2 separate regions of the Homo sapiens genome follow, and region 1 is linked to region 2. Evidence: chromatin loops called from intact Hi-C (ENCODE). Cell type or tissue: HCT116. All regions are shown on one strand. Region 1 overlaps PPP2R2C (protein phosphatase 2 regulatory subunit Bgamma). Region 2 has its middle 28 kb from the start of MAN2B2.

The links. A loop is a pair of places that touch in the nucleus more often than their neighbours do. Peaks named below come from ENCODE experiments on the same cell type or tissue, not always from the same donor. Only the 100,000 strongest peaks of a DNase experiment are listed, where the experiment ranks them.
Region 1: it touches region 2 in a loop (2.3-fold over the local background); 4 of 110 quality-filtered maps call a loop at or near these places.

Annotation. Positions count from the first base shown.
Region 1 is chr4:6,407,394-6,409,893 of GRCh38, reverse strand. The region is part of intron 1 of PPP2R2C (protein phosphatase 2 regulatory subunit Bgamma); the gene reads left to right. Among named protein-coding and RNA genes, the nearest start is that of PPP2R2C, 64 kb to the left of the region's middle. In HCT116, no CTCF peak of the experiment used is centred here; a DNase peak (open chromatin) is centred at 1,453.
Region 2 is chr4:6,545,723-6,548,222 of GRCh38, reverse strand. It overlaps a transcript of PPP2R2C not described here. Among named protein-coding and RNA genes, the nearest start is that of MAN2B2, 28 kb to the left of the region's middle. RefSeq lists a silencer at 1,485-1,534. In HCT116, a CTCF peak has its summit at 1,401 (motif pointing right); a DNase peak (open chromatin) is centred at 1,432.

The DNA.
Region 1 (2,500 bases), 140 kb after region 2:
AAAGATAGGAAGGGTGTTCCAGGCAGAGGGGAAAGTCTGGGCAAAGGCTTGGAGGATAAAAGGGCACCGCATGTTTGGGGAGCGGGGCATGTTCCCTGGGGCCAGAGACCTGAGTTCTCCTCTTGGCTCTATCCCCAGCTCCACCCATGACTTGGGGTGAGTCCTGAACCCCGACCAACCTTAGTGTCTCCAGGGCTGGGATATGGGGGGGTGGCAGCCTCTGATCTGTGGTCACAGGGAGTCTCAGCTGTGGTGCTCCTGTGCCTCCCTCTTGCTACTCTCTGGCCAGTGACGATGGCACTTTACTCTCCTGCAGAGACCTGTCCCCAGTGCCTGCCTCCTCCAGTCCTCTTCCTCATGGGCTGGCTGCTCTGGGCACATCTCAGGGCAGCCCCAGAAGGTGGGCTGAGCTGTTATTTGGGGCGTGGGGTTCTCGGTTCCTCCGCTCCATGCTGGTGGGCCTGGTGCCTGGCACCACTGGCCCGTCTTCCAGGAAGCTCACTGACACCATCCTGGATGGGCCTTGTTTTCTCTCTGGCCTGGGAGTCAGCTGCACTCTCGCAGGTCCTAGGCCAAGGTGACCTGCTTGTTTCATTCTTGTCTTTCTCCTTTGCTTTATGGTATATTTTTAAGCATAAGATATATTTATTTGTAAAATAAAAGTTCATTATAAAATGATGCCTTAATTACCTTCCTGCAATATAACAATTATTTGGTTGTATAGTTCCTGTTCTCCGTATTTTGTGTAATAAAATGGACCCAATGGGTGCTGCACAATGCTGGGTGCCACAGGGAACACACACTGCTGTTTTCTCCTGGATTTTTAAAATTTTAATTCCAGCATGGTCCTTTTATATGTGCTTTCACTCTAGCTGTTTGCCTACATCTCCACAGTTTTGATTGTCCAGGGTGGTGAATAAAATGCAACACTTGGCATCTTTTAATGTTTAAAAAAATCAACAAGTATTTTATTTAAAATAAAATGTGAATATCTGTAATCCTAAAAAAAAAAAAAAAAAAGCCACAGGATCCTTGAGAGGCCCTCTGAGACAGTGACACCCCTGACCAGCTGCAGCCCCCTGTCCACTCCCCAGGCTCCATTCTCTCTACCCACTGCCTCTGCATCCTCCGCCCTTGGAGTTTCTCAGGGTGCCCCGCAGATCACCTGTGGCCCAAGTGCTCAGGGACTTGTTTAAAATTCAGATTCCCAGGCCCCGCCCAGGCTTGCAGGCAGCCAGGGCCAAGGAATCCAAATACTAATCAAGCCCACTGTAATTGCCCTGCATCTGAGGTCTGAAATCACTCGCCTGCTCTGGATTATCTGTGCTCCAGGGTGGCCTCAGTTTACACCATCCTACCTCCCCATTGAAACCTTACTGCTCACGATGGCCCAGGTTCCCACCCATCCTGGGAGAGAAAGATGATTGGCTCAGTTCTCTGGGAGGCCTGGTGATTGGCTGCCTCTAGGAGGGTGTGGCTACCTCTTGATCCAATCAGTGGAGGGCAGCATGGGGATGTGATCATGCAGTGAAGAACCTGTACCGGGGGTAGTTAGGCGCCAGGGAAGGGGAGGAGGAGAAACCAGTTCTACTGTTAGTATCAGCTCATCTAACATTTGGCCCCTGGTGGGGGTTTTTGCATCCTTTTGGGGGTCTAGGTCTCTTCTGCCATTTTGTTGGCACTTTAATTTCTTGTTAACAAACCCAAGAGCACATACAACTTAATTTTTAAATTCCCAATAATTTCCAGCATCCTCTAAGTTAGTGCTGAGCGATAGAAATGTAACGGAAGCTGTACGTGTAGTTTTAAAACTTCTGATAGCCAGGTTATGCACGTAAAAAGAAACAGGTGAAATTAATTGTAATAATTTGTATATCCAAAATAGTATAAACTGTAATCAATCTAAAGTAATTGAGACATTTTACATTCTGTTTTTCATATTAAATCTTTAAAATTCGGTGTGTGTTTTATGCTTACCATACATCCCAGCTCAGACTAGCCACATTTCAAGGGTTCATTAGCCACCCATGGCTGGTGGTCCCTGTACTGGATAGCGCAGCACTAAATGATGGCTTTACTTTGTATCCTTGGGGAAGTATGTATTTTTGAATCCATTTTCCTCACTTTTGAATAGTTTAAGAACTTCCCAGTCCATTTGTCTAAGGGTATTTGACTTCTAAATGTTGGGTTTCTTGGCCGGGCTCAGTGGCTTACACCTGTAATCCCAGCCTTTGGGAGGCCGAGGTATGCGGATCACTTGAGGTCAGGAGTTTGAGACCAGCCTGGCCAACATGGTGAAACCCCGTCTCTACTAAAAATACAAAAAAAATAATTAGCCGGGTGTGGTGGCGGGTGCCTGTTGTCCCAGCTACTTGGGAGGCTGAAGCTGGAGAATCGCTTGAACCCAGCAGGCGAGGTTGCAGTGAGCTGAGATCGTGCCACCGCACTCCAGCCTGGGCAGCAGAGTGAGACTCCATCTGAAAAACAAACAAACAAAAAA
Region 2 (2,500 bases):
CTTTTAAGACAGAGTCTCACTCTGTTGCCCCGGCTGGAGTGCAGTGGCATGATCTTGGCTCACTGCAGCCCCTGCCTCCCGGGTTCAAGCAGTTCTCCTGCCTCAGCCTCCGGAGTAGCTGGGATTACAGGTGCCCACCACCATGCCTGGTTAATTTTTGTATTTTTAATAGAGATGGGGTTTCACCACGTTGGCCAGGCTGGTCTCGAACTCCTGACCTCAAGTGATCTGCCTGCCTTGGCCTCCCAAAGTGCTGGGATTACAGGTGTGAGCTACCGTGCCTGGCCCCATTATGATTTTAATTTGTAATTCCCCCATGGTTAAAAATGTTGAGCATCTTTTTATGTGCTTATCTGAGACTTTTAAAAGTCTCATGGTTTTAGGCTTCACATGTAGGTGTGTGATCTGTTTTGAACCAATTTTTCTCTGAGATGAGAGGCCTGTGTCCCGTTGCGTTTTTGCATATGGATGTCCGGTTGTTTCAGCACCACTAGCTGAAAGATCACCCTTTGCACCTGCCCCAGGCCCATTGCAGACGCTGGGTCCTTTATCCTGTAGGAGGTCCTGCCTTCTGGGTGTATCTATGGCTTCCCTGTGGTGTCCCTGGGCACTTCTCTCCTGCCCCTCTATTTTCATAATCAGAAATCCGCAGAGCGTTTATTAGATTGAGCCTCAGGCCTGTTTTTCTTGGCAGGAATGCTTGGTTATTGGTGAGGTGGGCTTCCCAGTGCATCCCGCCAGAAGGCACCCAGTGTCCAGTGTTCCCACGGGTACTGGAGCACAGGGTGACCAGTGAGGTCGAGGGCGAGAATCTGCTATTTCCTTGGTTAGCTTCCTTATCATACCTTCTTATGGTTTCACCGAGACACTCAGGAAAGTTAGATTAGGGACTCTACTAGATGATTCCAAGAAGCTATTGTTGCTTTGTTAGGTGTGATAATGGCATTTTGGTTATGTAAGGAAGTGCCCATATTTTTAGAGATGCATGCTGAAGTGTAAGGGCGTGATTTTACTTTAAAATCTCCAGTGAAGAAAAAATAGGCAAGAGAAAAAAAAGGGAGAGATGAAGCAAGTGTGGCAAAATCTTGATAATCGCCGAATCTGAGTGACTGCATGTTTTGAAGATGAGTAAATGTTTTCAGAGGCCGAGGTCTGGCTTGCACAAGTTTCCCCCAAATGCTCCCCCAACCCCAGGTTATCAGGTGAATGTGAGCCGCTGGGAGCATTTAGAGGCTGTCTGCTACCTGTGCTTGGGGGCCGTTAGCTGTTGCTCTTCTTCCCGTCTCTCTTTCCTCCCCTCTTTCCTTTTCTCCCCTCTTCCATCTTTTGTCCCCACCCTTTTCCAAAGATTCCGGGCTGACCCTCGGCAGAGCCCCCGCTTCACGGCCTGCCCTTTTTCATAAGGACCACCAGAGGGCGCCATGATTTAAGTCTGTCGCTGTTCTTGGTGCTGAAATTCTGACAGCGGGTGGAGCACATGATGGGCCCGGGAGCTCCTGAGGGCTTCAGCCCTGTTTTCTGTTCCTTTGAAAACGAACACACCTTTGGGTCTAAGAAATATACTGTTTTATATTCCCAATATGTGGTCCCCAACCTTTGCATCCCTGAGGTTGGAAAGAGAAGGGACGGCTGAGATGCTTAGTGAAGGGTGCAGGCCTGAGAAGGCTTTGTCAGAATCTACCACTCACCAGCTGTGTGGCCCTGGGCTAGTCATTGCACATCCCTGAGCCTTGATTTTTTCTCATCTGTTAAGTGGGAATGATAACCACAGCTCCTTTAAGAAGTTATTGTGAGGATTAATGAGATGCTGCAGATTTTAGTAATCTCAAGATACTATTATTCCTATTGCTATGACCACTACTAATACTTTTTTTAAAGCACATGCTGTGTGTCAACGGCCCCTCCAGTGCACCCCCTCCCAGGTGTGAAGTCAGGAGATGTGATGTCCAACTCAACCCTGCCTTGCCCGTGATCACCGGTTTGACTCTGGCTGTACTGCAGCCACACTTGAAACCTTTTGCCTTCCTCTTATGGAAGATCCTGACCATAAACCTGACCTTGCAGAGTTCCCATGGATATGTCTCCAAAGCTCTGAATACAGTGGCCAGTGCACCATTGATGCTAAGTCAGCGACAGCTGCTATTATCGTTCTCAGGGCCCTTCTCGTTTAGCCACGTGTTGATTCTGTGCTTTGTGGGTCCCAATAACTCCATCTCTCCATGCTTCTCTGGAAACTGCCCCACGCAACCCCCCCACCCCCCACCCAGGGAACTGTGGTGCTGGGGCATTGCCTTCCATAGCTTTCTACCTCTATTCCCACAACCCTTTGTAGCTAAATCAACAGTAGATGTTGGTCAGCGAAATACTGATTTTGCTACAATATCTTGCTTGAATCCATGTGATGGCCCTAAGAGAGAAGCAAACGTTGCCTTACTGTGTTTACCTTACAGCTGAAGAAACTGAGGCCCTGAAGAATGAAACTGCCCACCCGAGGTGCCCC